2 separate regions of the Homo sapiens genome follow, and region 2 is linked to region 1. Evidence: chromatin loops called from intact Hi-C (ENCODE). Cell type or tissue: Calu3. All regions are shown on one strand. Each heading gives the region's core, and the rest is flanking DNA. Links, peaks and the distances in the headings are about the cores only.

What was found. Peaks named below come from ENCODE experiments on the same cell type or tissue, not always from the same donor. Only the 100,000 strongest peaks of a DNase experiment are listed, where the experiment ranks them.
Region 2: a loop joins it to region 1, with 2.9 times the contacts of the local background. A loop is called at or near these places in 12 of 110 quality-filtered maps.

The regions. Positions count from the first base shown.
Region 1 is chr2:235,140,748-235,148,729 of GRCh38, reverse strand. It overlaps the pseudogene CEP19P1. Among named protein-coding and RNA genes, the nearest start is that of SH3BP4, 190 kb to the right of the region's middle. In Calu3, for the core only: no CTCF peak of the experiment used is centred there; no DNase peak of the experiment used is centred there.
Region 2 is chr2:235,259,232-235,267,213 of GRCh38, reverse strand. No RefSeq gene overlaps it. Among named protein-coding and RNA genes, the nearest start is that of AGAP1, 230 kb to the left of the region's middle. RefSeq lists enhancers at 3,275-3,569, 3,295-3,589. In Calu3, for the core only: no CTCF peak of the experiment used is centred there; a DNase peak (open chromatin) is centred at 3,463.

The DNA.
Region 1 (7,982 bases), core at 2,641-5,140:
TGCTTCCTCTTTGCCTAGACTTGGCAAGCGTCTTATTGTTCATATAAACAATAGTGAGAAAGGCTATCCATGGCTTTGTAAAATATCCTTTGCCCAAATCAATACAAGTATTTCTGTTCTGAAACCCAATATATTAAATTCTGTACCAGTGCTGTCCAATGGAAGTTTCCTGTATGATGTAAATATTCCATGCTGTGCTATCCCATACATATTTGCATGTGGCTAGTGAGAAGCACCTGACCTGTGGCAATTGCAACTGAGGAAGTGACTTTAAATTTTTATTTTATTTAATTTAAATGTGAGTAGCCATGTGTCATCTATATAACTTTTACAGTTATGCACTTGCTTATAAAGTTTAACATACACTGACACATGACCTAGCAAGTCTATTCCTAGGTATTTATCCAAGAGAAATTAAAGCAAACGAACACACAGAGAGTCATACGCAAAATGTTTGTAGCAGCTTCCTTTATAATAGCCGAAGATAGGAAACCACACAAATATCTATCAACTGAGGAGCAGAAAAACAAATGATGGTATCAACATGTAATGGAATATTACCCAAAGGTGAACAGAAACACACTTCTGATACACAGCAACACTTTGTTAAGTGAAAGAGTGTCTAATTGTGTGATTTCACTTCTCTAGGGAAGGCAAAACTACGGAGACAGAAAGCAGAGCGGTGGTTGCCTGGGAGCAGAGGGGAAGGGAGGACCACCAAGAGGCACAAGGGGCTTTTCCCAAGAACGGACACATTCTATTTCTTGAATATAGAAAGTGGTGGTTGCGTGACTATATACTGTATACTGTCAAAAAACTCATTGAGCTGTACACTTAGAATGGGTGAATTTTGGTGAGCCCTGGGTGTTGCTGTGGAAACAGCTTAACCAGTGCCCCTCAGGACTCTGAAGCCATGCATGCCATCATGGGAGCCAGCATATGGTGCCCTGTGCCGGCCCCACCTCTACTTCCAGGGAGTTCATCCAGCCACATCAGTAGGACTGAGGCCGTTGTCTCTTCCTGCAGTACCAGGCTCTGCCCAGCCTCAAAGTCTACTTAGGTGCTCCTCTTTGCATTGCTGTTGGGTGGGAGCAACCCCTTCCAAGCAGTATAGATGTTGGCCTGCAGAAGAAGATGCCCTTTCTGTATTTTTCCAAGGCAGGAAGTCATTATGCAACTTACACATTTTCATCAGATTTCCTCCGATATCCTCTGAAGTGTGTGTGGGAATGATGTGCGCTGCCAAGAAGTGTGGCATCTGATTTTAGCCTCCAGCTAGCATCTTAATCTACGAGAATGAAATTCAAGGGGAGAATTCGCTCGCGCATTCTGCCAGTTCAAAATTTTTCAAAGTTTTCAGGTTGCACGCAAGCGGCTGAACAGCTAAAGAATAACCTACGACACGAGAGTTACCCGTAACAAGGATTCCCGAGGCAGCTAGAGAAGCTATCCGGTTTTTTACAAGGTTACCTGTGGAGGCAGAGTTGGGCAGAAACAATGGGACAAATTGGACCGGAAACAACCATTGATCCTGGAAAAGACCTGAACACACTGGATGACAAGGAGCTTGCCAAAAGGAAGAGCATCATGGATGAACTTTTTGAGAAAAATCAGAAGAATGATCCAAATTTTGTTTACAACATTGAGGTCAAAATCCCACAGGATGAACAGCTGCAGTCCTGTGGCTGGGACACAGTCAGCTCATAAGTTCTGATACGAAACACTCAAAAGATTTATTGGGCTAGCAGAATATTCATGTTTATATAAATAACATAGATTGGTTCTAGAAAAATCTTTAGAGAACACTAAAATGTATATGTTGAGTCACGGGGGATTGACTATATTACTTTTCAAAACCAGGACATTTAGAGCATCTACTATGTAGGTGCATGAGGAAAATAGAAAAAATGGAATAAAGGAATCTGCCTTATTTTTTGCTCTTTTGAGACAGGATCTTTCTCTGTTGGTCAGGTTAGAATGCAGTGGTGAGATCTCAGCTCACTGCAACCCCCACTTCCTGGGCCCAAGCAATCCTCCCACTTCAGTCCCCCAAGTAGCTGGGATGACAGGCGTGCACCACCATGCCCGGCTAATTTTTTTGTTGTTTTTTGTTTCTTTGTTTTTTTGTAGAGATGGGGTTTTGCCTTGTTACCCAGGCTTGTCTCAAACTTCTGGACTCAAGCTATCTGTCCACCTCGGGCTTCCAAAGTGCTAAGATTACAGGCATGAGCCACTGCACCTGGCAGGAATCTGCCTTTAAGGAGCCTATAATCTAATTGGAAGATGTCAAAACTTGTGAAAAGCTAATTAGCAGTATTAGGCAACCAAAAGATTAAAGCCAGATGCTTGATAATGGCTAAAGGTCAGAGCCTAGATGACTGTAGAGTAGAATAGCAAAGGAAGACTTTGTCCTTTAGTGAAGGACTTTGCTGGCCCTTGAAATGGTAGTATTTGGGTAAAAGCTTGTGTAGGATTCTAGAGAGGAGCAACTGAAAAGAAGGGGAGGGGAGATAGTAAAGAGATAAGAAATTATATATATATACACATATATAACAGTAAGTAATTTATAGTTTGGTAAGATTGGGGTGGGAAGTGATCTGGTTTGGCTGTGTCCCCACCCAATCTCATTTTGAATTGTAGTTCCCATAATCCTCACAAGTCGTGGGAGGGACCTGGTGGGAGGTAATTAAATCATGGGGGTGTTACCCTTATGCTATTCTCATGATAGTGAGTGAGTTCTCACAAGATCTGATGGTTTTATAAGGGGTTTTTTCCACCTTTGCTCGGCACTTCTCCTAGCTGCTGCCATGTGAAGAAGGACATGTTTTCTTCCCCTTCTGCCATGATTGTAAGTTTCCTGAGGCCTCCCCAGCCATGTGGAACTGTGAGTCAACTAAACCTCTTTCCTTCATAAATTACACAGTCTCAGGTATGTCTTCACAGCAGCGTGAGAATGGGCTAATACAGCGGCCATATTTGGTTACCAGGGAATTATCTTTTTATGTGTTTAACTCTGGAGAAGCCTCTGCAAAATGCCCTCAGCTGCAAGTAGCTGTCACCTGATGGACAGAAGGGGAATTCCACCCCTTGAGTATCAGGAAATATACACTGAAGACATTCTGAAGCCCTGAACCTCCTCCCATAAATAACATGTTTGTTTATAAAATGGGAAATCCTCCTACAATAAATGAACAATAGGTACTGCCAGTTTAGGCCTACTCATGACTTTGGATCTACAAGAGAAGATCTTTGTTTAGCAAGATTATCTGTGACTTCATACATCTATTCTTACTACAATATTAATTGCTAGAAATTCTATGTTTTCTATAAAAAAATTAATATTCATTAAATAAAACAGTAAAAAAATTTTAAAAAGTTGGTGAATTTTATTCCATTTAAATTATACTTCCATAACTGAGCTTTTAAAGACTCTATATAGCTTTTAAAATAAAAATTAGGAAATTAATTTCCTTCAGGCTTCATTCTTTACATCTCTCTTTACCTACATAGATGACCACAGAAAACACTAAAAGCCAAGTTGTAGGTAGCATCAGCTAGCCAGTCAGTGAAAGTAAGTTCTCCTAGATCCATCAGGTCCATGATTTGAAAGAAAACAAATGATTTTCCAAGAAACAGCATGTCCCCTTGGAGCTGTAATTGCATCCATCGCAATGAAGTCAAGCCGAGGCCAGACAAGATCGTCTCATGAGCCGCCTTTGCCATCTCTCAACGGAACGCTTCAGGCTCAGTGTAGATGCAACACCAGGGACAGAGGCAAGTGCCCTGGGGGACTCCATCACTCCCAGGCTGGACCAGGAAGCAGGGATGGAGCCAGCCAGCCTAAGCCCAGATCACCCCTGAGCACAGCCACGTAGAAGTTAATCTGCTGTGCTTTGAATGCTCACAGCGCCCAGCATCGTGAAGTCAGAAAGGGATCAATTTTCATTAATATGAAGAACCACACTTTGAGGGACGAGACTGAGTCCATTAGACTCCTGGAGAGGCACATTCTTAGTGAAGGGTGCGACAAAAGCATTGGATATTAGCTGATAAGATTGCAGGAGACCCAAACACTCCCAGGACTCACGAGGGGCTCTCTACCAGCCCCAATTCAGAACCTCAGGGTCATTACTTATCACATGAAGCAGCTCTTACTCCTAGTCACCAGCTGTTAGGATCCAAAAGTGGAATGAGAATTCCTCACATCCGGAATGACTCCCAATCTGGAGACCTCCCCTGCCAGGAAGAGAGTCCTTATGAAAGCCACCCTCCAGGTCTAAGCTTCAGAAACAGTGGCTGCTGAATGCATGGAGGGCAGGTGAGGGAAGCTGCCTGTAAATTTCAAAGCACTGCACACACGCATTCACCCCGTTTCCTCCTGAGACCCCACTAAAATACAGCAAAGGTTTTCACTTGTGTCATTTGTTTTATTCTTTAGTCATACATTTCCAAGGGCAAATAGAAGAGAAGACAAGACAATAGCAAAAAGGATTTGCAAGCCAAAGAGCGGCAGGACCAATTGCAACTGAACCATCCAAAAAACAGGAGAATCCTAACTTAGCAGCTGAATTTGAACCCTAGAGAGCCAGGAAGCTCAGGGATTGGTGGCATCCAGCACTCTGGAAGGGGATGAGGGTGGGCTAAGCACTGCAGGAAGAGTTGAAAGTCGATTAAAAGTACAGAGACTCCCAGATCTCCTTACCCTGCCCACCAACCAGATGACCTCACCTCCATCCTAGCAGAGACTAGAGGAGCTCCCGGAGGGGAGAACAGACAGGGTCTTGTGTGGAGGAAACAGCACCTCTGGGCCAGAAACACTGTTCTGAAGGCACTAGGGGAAAAAAAAGACATCCACCCTGCTTCTACCAGGGGGCTCCCAGAACCTCAGCCTTTGAGCTTCTAAGAATGAGTTTGCTGGAGTCCAGGAATCTGAATCAACATAAGAAAGCAATTCCCCAAATTGAACAGTTCATGCAGAACACCTAGAGCAAATGCGCTTCTTTTTTTTTTTTTGAGATGGAGTCTCACCCTTGTCACCCAGGCTAGAGTGCAGTGGTGTGATCTGGGCTCACTGCAACCTCCACCTCCTGGGTTCAAGCAATTGTCCTGCCTCAGCCTCCCAAGTAGCTGGGATTACAGGCACCCGCCACCATGCCCGGCTAATTTTTGTACTTTTAGTAGAGACGGGATTTCACCATGTTGGCCAGGCTGGCCTCGAACTCCTGACCTCAAGTGATCTGCCCTCCCCAGCCTCCCAAAGTGCTGGGATTACAGGCGTGAGCAAGTGCGCTTTTATCAAGACCCATCTTCCTATATGGAGCTTCCCACCGGCTTTTTAGAACATACAAGGAGACAAAAACTTAAAAAAAAAAAAAAACTATCAAAATCCCAGCAAGGACTAAAGAGCAAAAATATAATGCTTTTAAAAAAGTAATGTAAGGGAATAACAAGGCTTCTGAAATTTAAAAAAAAAAAAGAAGAAGAAAATGGTAGCAGTTAGAGAGAAAGAATCAGCTCTAGCACTCCATAGTACAGGAGGGTGTCAATAGTTAACAATATCTTATTATAAGTTTCAAAGTAGCTGGAAAAGAAGATTTGAAAAGGTCCCAGCACAAAGAAAGGATGAATGTTTGAGGCAATGGATATTCCAGCTAACTTGATTTGATCATTACACATTGTAGGCATGTATCAAAATATCACATGTACCCCATACATATGTGCAATTACTATGTGTCAATTTAAAAAAAAAAACAAGAATAAAAAACAAAAGGAGAAGACAGAGGAAGGCAGAAGGAAAGTCCAGAACTGAAGTATGTGGGTTCCCAAAGGGCAGGGACCAGCCAGTGCACAGCACAGCAGATGCAAATAGTCTTCCCAGGACACGTTGCCTTGAAATTTCCCAACACTGTGGGCAAAAATAACACCTTCCAGCTTTCAGAAAGGGCGGGGATAGCGTCAGACAAAGGATCCAGAATCAGTGTGCACTTTGGACTTGGCAAGAGCAATGCTGGGACAATAAAACAGTGTCTTCGAGACTCTGAGGAAAGGTGATTTCCAGCCTAGAATTCTATAGCCCTCAGTCTGAAGAGAGAGAAATACATTTCCAATTGCCTCTGAACACCAATGAAGATGTGCTTCACTGAATTGAGGGAATAAAGCAGGCAAGAGAGGGCACAGAATCCAGGAATCCAGGAGTGCGGAGGGTGGTCCCACAAGGCAGTGAGACCCAGCGAATCCTCCAGGGTCCTGGGAGGCCAACCCTGCAGGGCCCAGACTTTCCTGCAAGGCAAGAGGCTTCCATAGCACCCCAGAAAGAGACTTACATGTAGAGAGCACTGGATGGGACATTTGGGGATAAATCACTGTTAACTACGTTGGAAACTAGGCAAATAAAAACCAAGACCATCATTAACTCCTAGAAAAACAGAAGGATGTAGAAAGCTTATATATTCCAGGCTTAGCTGATATATTAATCAAGGCTCTCCAGAGAAACCAAACCTGTGGAACATGTTAGCCATACACACACACACACACACACACACACACACACACACACATATATATATACACATGCACACATACATACACACACATATGTATGTATGCATACATAACATAAAAAGAGTTATTTCAAGGAATGGGCTGATGTAATTGTGGGGTTAGCAAGTCCAAAATCTGTAGGGCAGCTGGCAGGCTGGAAACTCTCAGCCAAGAGCTGACACTGACATGTGGAGGCAGAATTTCTTCCTCCTCAAGGAAACCTCAGTTTTGTACGTAAGGTCTTTCAACTGATTGGGTGGGGCCCACCCACAAGGCTTAGGATCCTCTCCTTTGATTAAAGTCAATGATTGTAGACATTAGCCGTTTGTACAAAACACCTTCACAGCAACCCCCAGGTTGGCATCTGAATTAATAGCTGGGCACTAGAGCCTAGCCACATGGACACGTAAAACTAACCATCACAGCTGGGCATCGCATTTACGAGTTTAGATGAATGTAAGCACTGACTGTTGATCTCACTGAAGTTACTATATCACCTAATCGGGAGGTGGAGGGCAGGACACAGCTCAGGTGCGTTGTGGAGTCAAAGGAGTAAAACAGAGCCATGTCCTCAGGCACTGTGGCTGCATCGCTAGATAAGGACCAGGATTGCTACATCCAGCGCTGCGGTGTGATCTCAGACTTGCAGGTAGATACCAAGAGAATCTGCAGCTGTTGGTGAAGGCAGCTGGCCCCGGGAAATAGGAAATGGCGGTGAAGAGGATCACCATTGTCTAGAATGAACTTTGCAGAACAATTCCCCCTTTCAATCTCTGGGCATGTGAAATGTTGAGAATAGAACAACTAAATGAAAAAAATAATAATAAAATTTAAAAAAAAAACCCTATAAAGGGTGACTTAGGCTCTTCGTCCAGTTCCTCCTGATCCTAGTGTTAATTAATTCCCCCGAATTTCGCTGCTCAGAGTAATTTCCAGGCCTGGAGACCTCTCAAAGTCCCCTGTGTGTAAGATGTCAGCAGGCTCTGCCCATTCCAGCATCCCCAGGCCTCTCTACCCACTCCGGGCAATGGGCAATGTCCTGGGTAACTCCTAATTGTGAAGAGGAGAAGGCTGAGCTTTTTGGCCAGATGCAAAGGCCTCTTAGGATGGAAGGAGAGGATCCTCTGTCATCTTGCTTTGCTCTGTGAAGTTGGATTGGGGTCTTCAGGGAGAGCTGGGAAGGGGACGCGGGGTTGGCGCATGGGGAGAGAAGGGGAGGTCTGGAACCATGGGAGCTACTTGGGGAGGGGTGGACACTGGTGTGTAAGCTGCTGAGAGGCCTGAGCCACATATGGAGTTGGAGACCAGGGGTCTGTGGTGCTGGGCTGAGTTCCTGCAGCCCCATTCAGCATCAGTGTGGGAGATGTGATGCGAGCTGCTGGGCGTCCAAAGACAGGGAGGATGTGGGGCCAGGAATCTCTGCAGTCGAGCAAAGGGTGAGG
Region 2 (7,982 bases), core at 2,275-4,774, 120 kb before region 1:
TAGGAAGGTGAAGGAGGTCCCAGCTCCTAGTTTCTGTCTTCTCTGTAAAGTAGGAGTTGAGGTCATCTGTTGAGAGTGAAAGATGAGGTGGGGAAGGTCATCAGAGGTGAGAGGCTCAGGGAAGCCAGGAGAACGGGGGTTGTTGGCAGGGTTGCAGTCAAAGTCCACCAAGCCAATGGCAGCAGTGTGGGAAGGGAGTCATGGAGTCTTTGCTGCTTTCAATCAAATGCCCAGTGGTGCCACTTCCCTTCCTCATCTGGCCATGAGCAAGTGGGAGGAATACTGGGCTGGATGCGTCAAGGCAGAGGGGGTGCAAACCCCAGGTCTCAACCCTGTCTCAGAGAAGGGGCCTCTGAGACATTAAGCAGCAGCCACGTAGCATGGCTGCAGGGAAATGGTGAGCTCAGGGAGTGACGCCTGCCGGTAAGGGACGTGTTGCAGAGGATGTTCTGATGGGAAGTGGAGGCCTGGGTCATTCGTTCAGCAGGAGTGCAGGATGCAGAGGGCATGGGAGGCTGAGGAGGGAGGACAGATGCAGGTGCCCAACAAGGGACAAGGAGTCACAGGACACAATGGGATCAGGCTTGGGATGAGGACGATGGGGCTGGGAAGTGGGGGACTCCAGGCTGCTGGAGAAGAGGCAGTTCCCTGGGAGGAGCGAGCTGGCTGATGGTACCCTGCCTGGCAGTAGGGGCCAGCAAGGTGCCAGTGGGCCCCTGTCCCAGTAGCTGCAGGCTCCCTGAGCTCACCCCAGGAGATGGTTGGGGAGCGCAAGGGAGGATACCCAATGGCTCGCCCCTGCTCTAGTGCCGGGTGGGGAGGGAGGCCAGCTGAGGTGGAGGGAGCAGGTCCCACCTGCTTCTTCTGACTCCTAGGATTGGGCACCAAGGAGCGCCAGGGCTGATGTTCCCACCTGCTTCTCCTGACTCCTAGGATTGGGCTCCAAGGAGCACTAGGGCTAATGTTCCCCAGGGTTATCTTATCTGCCCATTGGCATCAATGAGCCGTAAAGTGGACCTCAGCAATCTCTCTGCTCTGGGCCAGGTATGCGTGGGCCACTTCTCCCAACAGTGTCAGGTGACATTGTCCATCCTACAAATGAGGAAAATGAGGCCTGGGCAGGTGGGTCACATGCAAACGGTCCCACAGATGGCCAGAGCTGGTGCAGCTGAGACCCAGGTGTGCTAGGCCGAGAAGCACCCGCCCTTCTTCTTCCCACACTCACCCTCCTGGGCTCTGCACGGGGCTCTCTCTGGTTGCTCCGAAGTCCATGCTTGCTGGGCTCTTGGTTTGCCTTTGCTTTTTCTCTGGTTTGTTTGGGACATGGTTGAACTTACCTCACCAGCAAAATGTGTACTTTCACCTTAGGCTTCGGGTCCACTGCGGGTGATGCTGGGGATAGGCTGGGACTGGCTGGCTCGCTCAACTTTTTGAGATCAGTAATGAGAGAACAGTGGGCCTGATTCAGGGAAGGCAGCAAGGTGTGATGAAGCTCCCTGGGCTGAATGGAAGGAATTGGTTTGGAGAGCCAGCTGTGGCTCTAGGAGTGGCCATCTGACAGTGGATGGGGAGGGGAGGCAGCCATACCAACCCCTGGCCCAGCAACGCAGGGCCAAGCGAGTTGACATGCTGGCCCCTCTCCCTTCCTGCCCTTTGATCTCCTGCCAGGGCCTCCAGCTGGCCAAGCCCACGCTGTCTGCTGAAGCAGACTCAGGGTGAAGACAGGGAGGCTGGACCTGCAGGGGCTGCTGGAGAATACCAGCACAGGCTTCCAGGCCACGCCATTGATTCAATTATTTTACAGCCTTAATTAGGTTCTGACGTTAATCATATATTTCCTTCTAGCTTGCTACAGATTCTTCATCACAGCAGCGTTACGAGTATTATAAATTTAGTACCCATCTGGATAGTTAAGGATTTCATAAAAAGCACACTATTCTATCCTGAGGGTTCTTTCTTCTGAATTTTTCCCTTCCCACAGCTTGTAATCCTGTAAGAGGGTTACATGAAACCAGAGACCGGTTTCATGGAAGACAGTTTTTCCATGGATGGTAGGGGGACAAGGATGGTTTTGGGATGAAACTGTTCCACCTCAGATCATCAGGCATTATTTAGATTCCCCTAAGGAGCATGCAACCTAGATCCCTCATATGTGCTGTTCACAACAGGGTTCGCGCTCCTGTGAGAAACTAATGGCGCTGCTGATCTGACAGGAGGCGGAGCTCAGGTGGTCATGCTCGATGACCCGCCACGCACCTCCTGCTGTGCAGGTGGAATTAATTTTAATGCTATTTTTATTTAGCTTGATATATTCAACATATCATTTCAACATAAAATCAATATAAAGAATTTATCGAGGAGATATTTTACATTCTCTTTTTCATACACAATCTCTGGAACCTGGTGGGTGCGTTACCCTGGCAACACAGCTTGGCTTGAACGTGCCCCCTTCCCAGTGCCCAGCGGCCCTACGGGGTGAGTGGCTGCTGTGTTGGGCGGCACAGGTGTGGACTTTGTTCCTGCCACTCTAATACCCACGCGTCCCTCCTTGATCTTCTCTCTGCCCAGGCTACTGTCAAAGAAGGGCTCCTTGCCAAGAGTTCCCCTCCCTGCCTGCTGCACAAAATAAAAACAGGAGACCTATTTGAGAATGTGCACACTTAACTTTGGTGTCTCTGGAAGCCAAGTAGCTGAGCCAGGGTGACAGTGAGGACGATTTGGGTTAAGGAATCTCCCTCTTTGAGGGGAAAAATGTAGATGAACTCTTTGCAAACCTACAATAATTTTCCTTCCTCTTTCTTCAAAGCAAAGGAGCAATTGTTCTCCCTGTGGTCCACAGCAGAGGGCACCTGTGGAGTAGTGATAACCTGTGTGCTTTGGAGTCAGACAGGACTGGGTTCCAATTCTAGCTCTGTCATCTTTAGCTGTGTGACCCTGGGCAAGTCACCTGACCTCTCTGAGTTTCAGTACCTTAATCTATAAACCTTGAAAAACATACCTACATTTTATGTGGTTCGTGATAATTTACTGAATTGACATATCTAACTTGCCACACACACACAGTACAGGCTCAGCAGATGGTAGCCCCTGTTCTACGTTGGTGAAAAGCAGGTCAGAGAATAGAAAGGAGAAAGTAAATGTTAGACCCAGTACGCCTATCTTCTGAGGATGAGCACAGATCTTCCGGGTCCGAAGGTCAAAAAGATGATGTCACACAGCCCTGGTGGATGGGGAAAAGTCTTTGGCTTAGAAATGCTGGAGTGATTTGAGAGGGACGGCTCTCCACTCGATAAATCATGTCTTATGACAGCTCCAGGGGAGTCTATGGGAACAGTAGCTGCTGAGCTCTGTGCCAGATCCGGCGGCTTCTGTATCAGAAAGACAGCCCAGAGGATGCCACGCGGGAATCAAAAGAGCGAGAGTTACAGGAAGGATGAGTCAGAGCGAGCCAGGGCGAACAACAGTCGTCTGTTCCTTGAGACATGCCGAGGCGCTGGAATCACGCTGTCCCACCACGCGGCGCCTGCTCCTTTCCTGAGCCCTCCCTGACTGCACTGCAGAGCCATGGAATTGTTTTTCTTTTTTAATCACTTGGGTAAATAGATGCTGTGTGTGGCTGTTTAAAAAGTAAAGAACAATCAATTGCAATCCCATGTTAGCGGGTAAAGGAGAGGAGGACTATGGGGAGAAAAAAGGCGAAATGTAAAAATATAAAGAGAAATCATAAAGATCATCTACATGGGTTCCAACTTGTCCAGCCTTTGTGAGCAAATAGGGTGTTTTGCTTTCCCCACGTGGTAGAAATCCATCTCAAAGTAATGGAATATTCTTTTTTTTTTTTTTTTTTTTTTTTTTGAGACAATGTCTTGTTCTGTTGCCCGGGCTGGAGTGCAGTGGCGCAATCATAGCTCTCTGTATCGTTGACCTCCCGGGCTCAGGGGATCCTCCCACCCCAGCCTCCCGAGTAGCTAGGACTCTAGGCACACATGCCCAGCTAATTTTTGTAATTTTTGTAGAGACAGGGTTTCACCATGTTGTTCAAACTGGTCTCTAACTCCCGGGCTCAAGCAATCTTCCCACCTTGGCCTCCCAAAGTGCTGGGATTACAGCTTTGAGCCACTGCACCCAGCCCCGCATATTCTTTTAAAGGTATTCATTGAGTAGACTGAAGAGTTAACTGACCCTATTATGAACCTGCATTGCTTCCTCTCTTCTCCTCCCTCACCCCATGTCTTGGCTCTGTTTTCCTCCATGATGGCGTCATTCCCAGGCAGGAGACAGCAGTGCGAGGCTCACAGTGTCCTTGCACTACCATCCAGACAAAACAACAGTGGCTTTCCTTCCCAGGGTCCCTCTTGGCTCCTCTGCAGCCGTTTCTGCCCCCTTGGGCTAGTGTCAAGGTGGGAGAGGGAGACAAGATTCACAGATTGGCTCCAGTTGATCAAATGCCCACCTCTGGCTGGTGACGTGTGCAGCAGATCCATGTTCAGCAGCAACACACACCTCAAGTGGGAGAAAGCAGCTCTGCAACAGAAGGAGGGGCTGCCATGCGAAGAAAGGAAGGAGTGGGTGTCCCAGCTCCTGGGAGCGCATCTCCAGGGTCCCTGGAACATGGTTTAGGGGACCCTGGTCTCTCCTCTTCTAATATATTTTGCAAATAAGAAGGCTGAGGCCAAAGAGGAGAAACAAAATATAGCTGTAGATCCTCATTATTTGCCAATTCTGTATTTGTGAGTCGGCCTTACTTGCTAACATTTATGTGTGATCCTAAAGTGAACACTCGGCACTCTTGTGATCACCAGTAGACATGGACAGGGCAGTGATCAATTTGAATCTTCCCGTGCACATTTTCCAACTAAGGTCAGCTAAGGCAACACTGTCTTCTTGTTTCAGCTCTCCTACGGGAAACAAGTGTCCTTTTCAGTCTATCGAGTGCCCTGTTTTTAACATTTTCGTCCTTTTAGTTGGTGATTTTGCTCTTTAAAATGGCCCCCAAGGGTAGTGCTGAAGAACTTTCCATATTCATAGCACAAGAAGGCTGTTACATGTCTTGGGAAAAAAACACATGTGTTAGGTAAACCCTGCTCAGGCATTCATTGTAACTCTGCTGGCTGTGAGTTCAACGTTAATGAATCAATAATCTATACTAAGTGAGGTGTCTTTACACGGAAACACACACAAAACAAGGTTGTGTATTGAGGAAAGTGTTGTAACCAGAGGCTCACAGGAACCTAACTTTGTGTTTTCCTTAGGAGCAATGGTTCAGTATGCACGAGTTCAGTGTTCACAGTGACTTTATAGACCGGAGCTACAGCAAATAATGAGACCCAAACAAAAGGTCCTCGAGGCCACCCAGAGAGTCATTGACTAAGCCAGGACTCTGAGAGTTTGGAGTCCACTGCTTTCGCATACTGCCATATATAATGTGGGGTAGAGATAAGGAAGACAAAACAAAGCAAGATGTGAGAAGATTGAGGGGAAGGAAGGGGAGACAGCAGTTGAGCAACCAGGGAAGTGAATGTCTATGAGGCACAGTCGTAGATTCAATGGCTCTCAGGCAGGTCAGGCTCATCACACCAAGCTATTCCAATGGCTTGGACACCAGCATCATAAGATTGTATAGGGGATAAGACTTACCTGCCTCGAATATCGTAATTGAGCCTTCGTCTAGAAGTTGTATAAACCTAGGCCGTAAGTTTCAACACAACTCAAAGAGAAGCACCTCAGGACATTCACAAATGCTTTCGAGAATGTGAAGCCTTTGGTTAACAACATCCCCTGGTTTAGGAAAATAAGAGAGGTGAGAGAATATTTATAAATATAAACTATAACATTTAAATTAAATATGTACGTGTTCTCTGTGTTGCCATCAAAGTTTCTGAGTCTGTTTAACAAAAGGGGTGGGGAAATTTCCCGCAGGATTTTGGTGTTTGCATGAATACTTATTTTCAAAGGAGAGCTGGTTAGTAAACTCCAGGCTGTGTAGGAATATCATAGAAATTGCTTGCTGTTAGAAATTGTTGTTAAAGTGCTTGATGCGGAGAACTACAGTTATTAAACTTGCAGTTGTAAATTATGCATGTCACAGGTGAGTGAATTTACTCACCAAGCTGTGGCATGATTAAATCATGGACTTTACCTTTGCTGATTCTGTCATATTGATTCCACCAATACATCAAACTGGACATTGTTGTAAGTCACAATCCGACATGAAAGTCTCCTCCTTGGAAAAGTTATTCTGACAAGTAAATAAGTGAGTGATACTAGCAAATTAATATTGGAATATAATTTACATTTCAAAGCACTTTTCTTTCACTCATATTTTGTTTGATTCTCTGCTCTTTAAAACTATGATTCCAAAGTTTAAATTTCAATATCTTAGAAACTGTCGTTCTTTACCCAAAGAAAATGATCTGCTTTTATTTTCAAACTTCAGAATTTATTTATTTATTTGAGACAGAGTCTCGCTCTGTCACCCAGGCTGGAGTGCAGTGGCACGATCTCGGCTCACTGCAAGCTCCGCCTCCCGGGTTCATGCCATTCTCCTGCCTCAGCCTCCCAAGGAGCTGGGACTACAGGCGCCTGCCACCATGCCCGGCTAATTTTTTGTATTTTTAGTGGAGATGGGGTTTCACTGTGTTAGCCAGGATGGTCTCGATCTCCTGACCTCGTGATCCGCCCGCCTCGGCCTCCCAAAGTGCTGGGATTACAGGCGTGAGCCATCGCGCCCGGCCCAGAATTTATTTTTAAAAGAACATGTTTACTTCGTTTTCTCAGGAGTTCTAAAAGATTAAAATATGGATGAATAGAAAACTCACGGATCTGAAATTAAATACGTGCTTGGATCTTAAAGTGTGCTGTGTAGCCTTAGCCTTATTTAGCAATTTAGTAGATATATTTGTAATTTCTTACATAGATACACAGACTGTCAAAGGATCTTCATTTTGGCTTTTGTTGGGCTTATTCTCTGAGATTTCACATCTGCCGTCATTAAAGATAGCTGCAGGTTTTATCTAGAATTAGCATCTCGTTCAATTCATCAACCTTTTTTTCCAAAGCAAATCTTGGTTTTTCTCATACATTAGCCTTAGGATGGCAAGCATTTGGAAAGTGCTTATGTTGACGTTTTAAGACTCAAGACCTTCAGTGTGGGGGCTCAAGGAAGGGCCCTGCCTCAGACTGAGCTGCTTTCAAACCAGGCATATTTTCCCTTAGATCCTGGGTCATGGATTCATGCAATGTTGTACAATTAACTTCTAAACTGTCTTTTATTCTCTAATCATGCTCTTTATAAACTGCCTGCATGTAAAACAATGAGAAGGAACAGTGACTTGTATAGGCGTCATGCTTTGTAGTTTACAGAATGTTTTCATACCCTTGAAAGGATCCCAGCACCTTAAAAGGGCTTTTTTGCTACATCAGTATATTGAATGAGTGAATGACTGAATGAATGAATGGACCCAGGATCTTATATGAGCCTGACAACATCCCTGGGAGGTATCTTCATTTTACAGAAAAGGAAACAGATATGTATCTTATGAAAGTCAACACAGACCTATATTTTCTTTCTATTCAGATAATTTCTCTGACCTGGGATGGTATAGTTCCCTTCAGTTAAATTAGTACAAAGAAAGCAGTTTCAGGAAGCAAATACATAAAAACATTCACCTCTTTTTGATTTGCACAAAACTGGCTCTAGATTTATTCATTCGATCAAACGACACCAAGGCCAAATGTCCTCTCTCCATCAGGGCTGGGATTGGCATGCTGTACACTTTCTGCTACCAAACAAAAGAAACATGTGGGCAACCTGAAATTAACCTGGCTCACATTTTCAGCAATTGAATGAATCTTTGTGGGCCTGCTTTTCCTGATAGTTCACTAGCGTTTCGCTGAAGGCTTTCTGTAGGGACATGGTCTCGTTGACTCCTCACTGACCCTATCCTTGAGTTGCATCTATTTCAGTCACTGCTAAGTGTGTA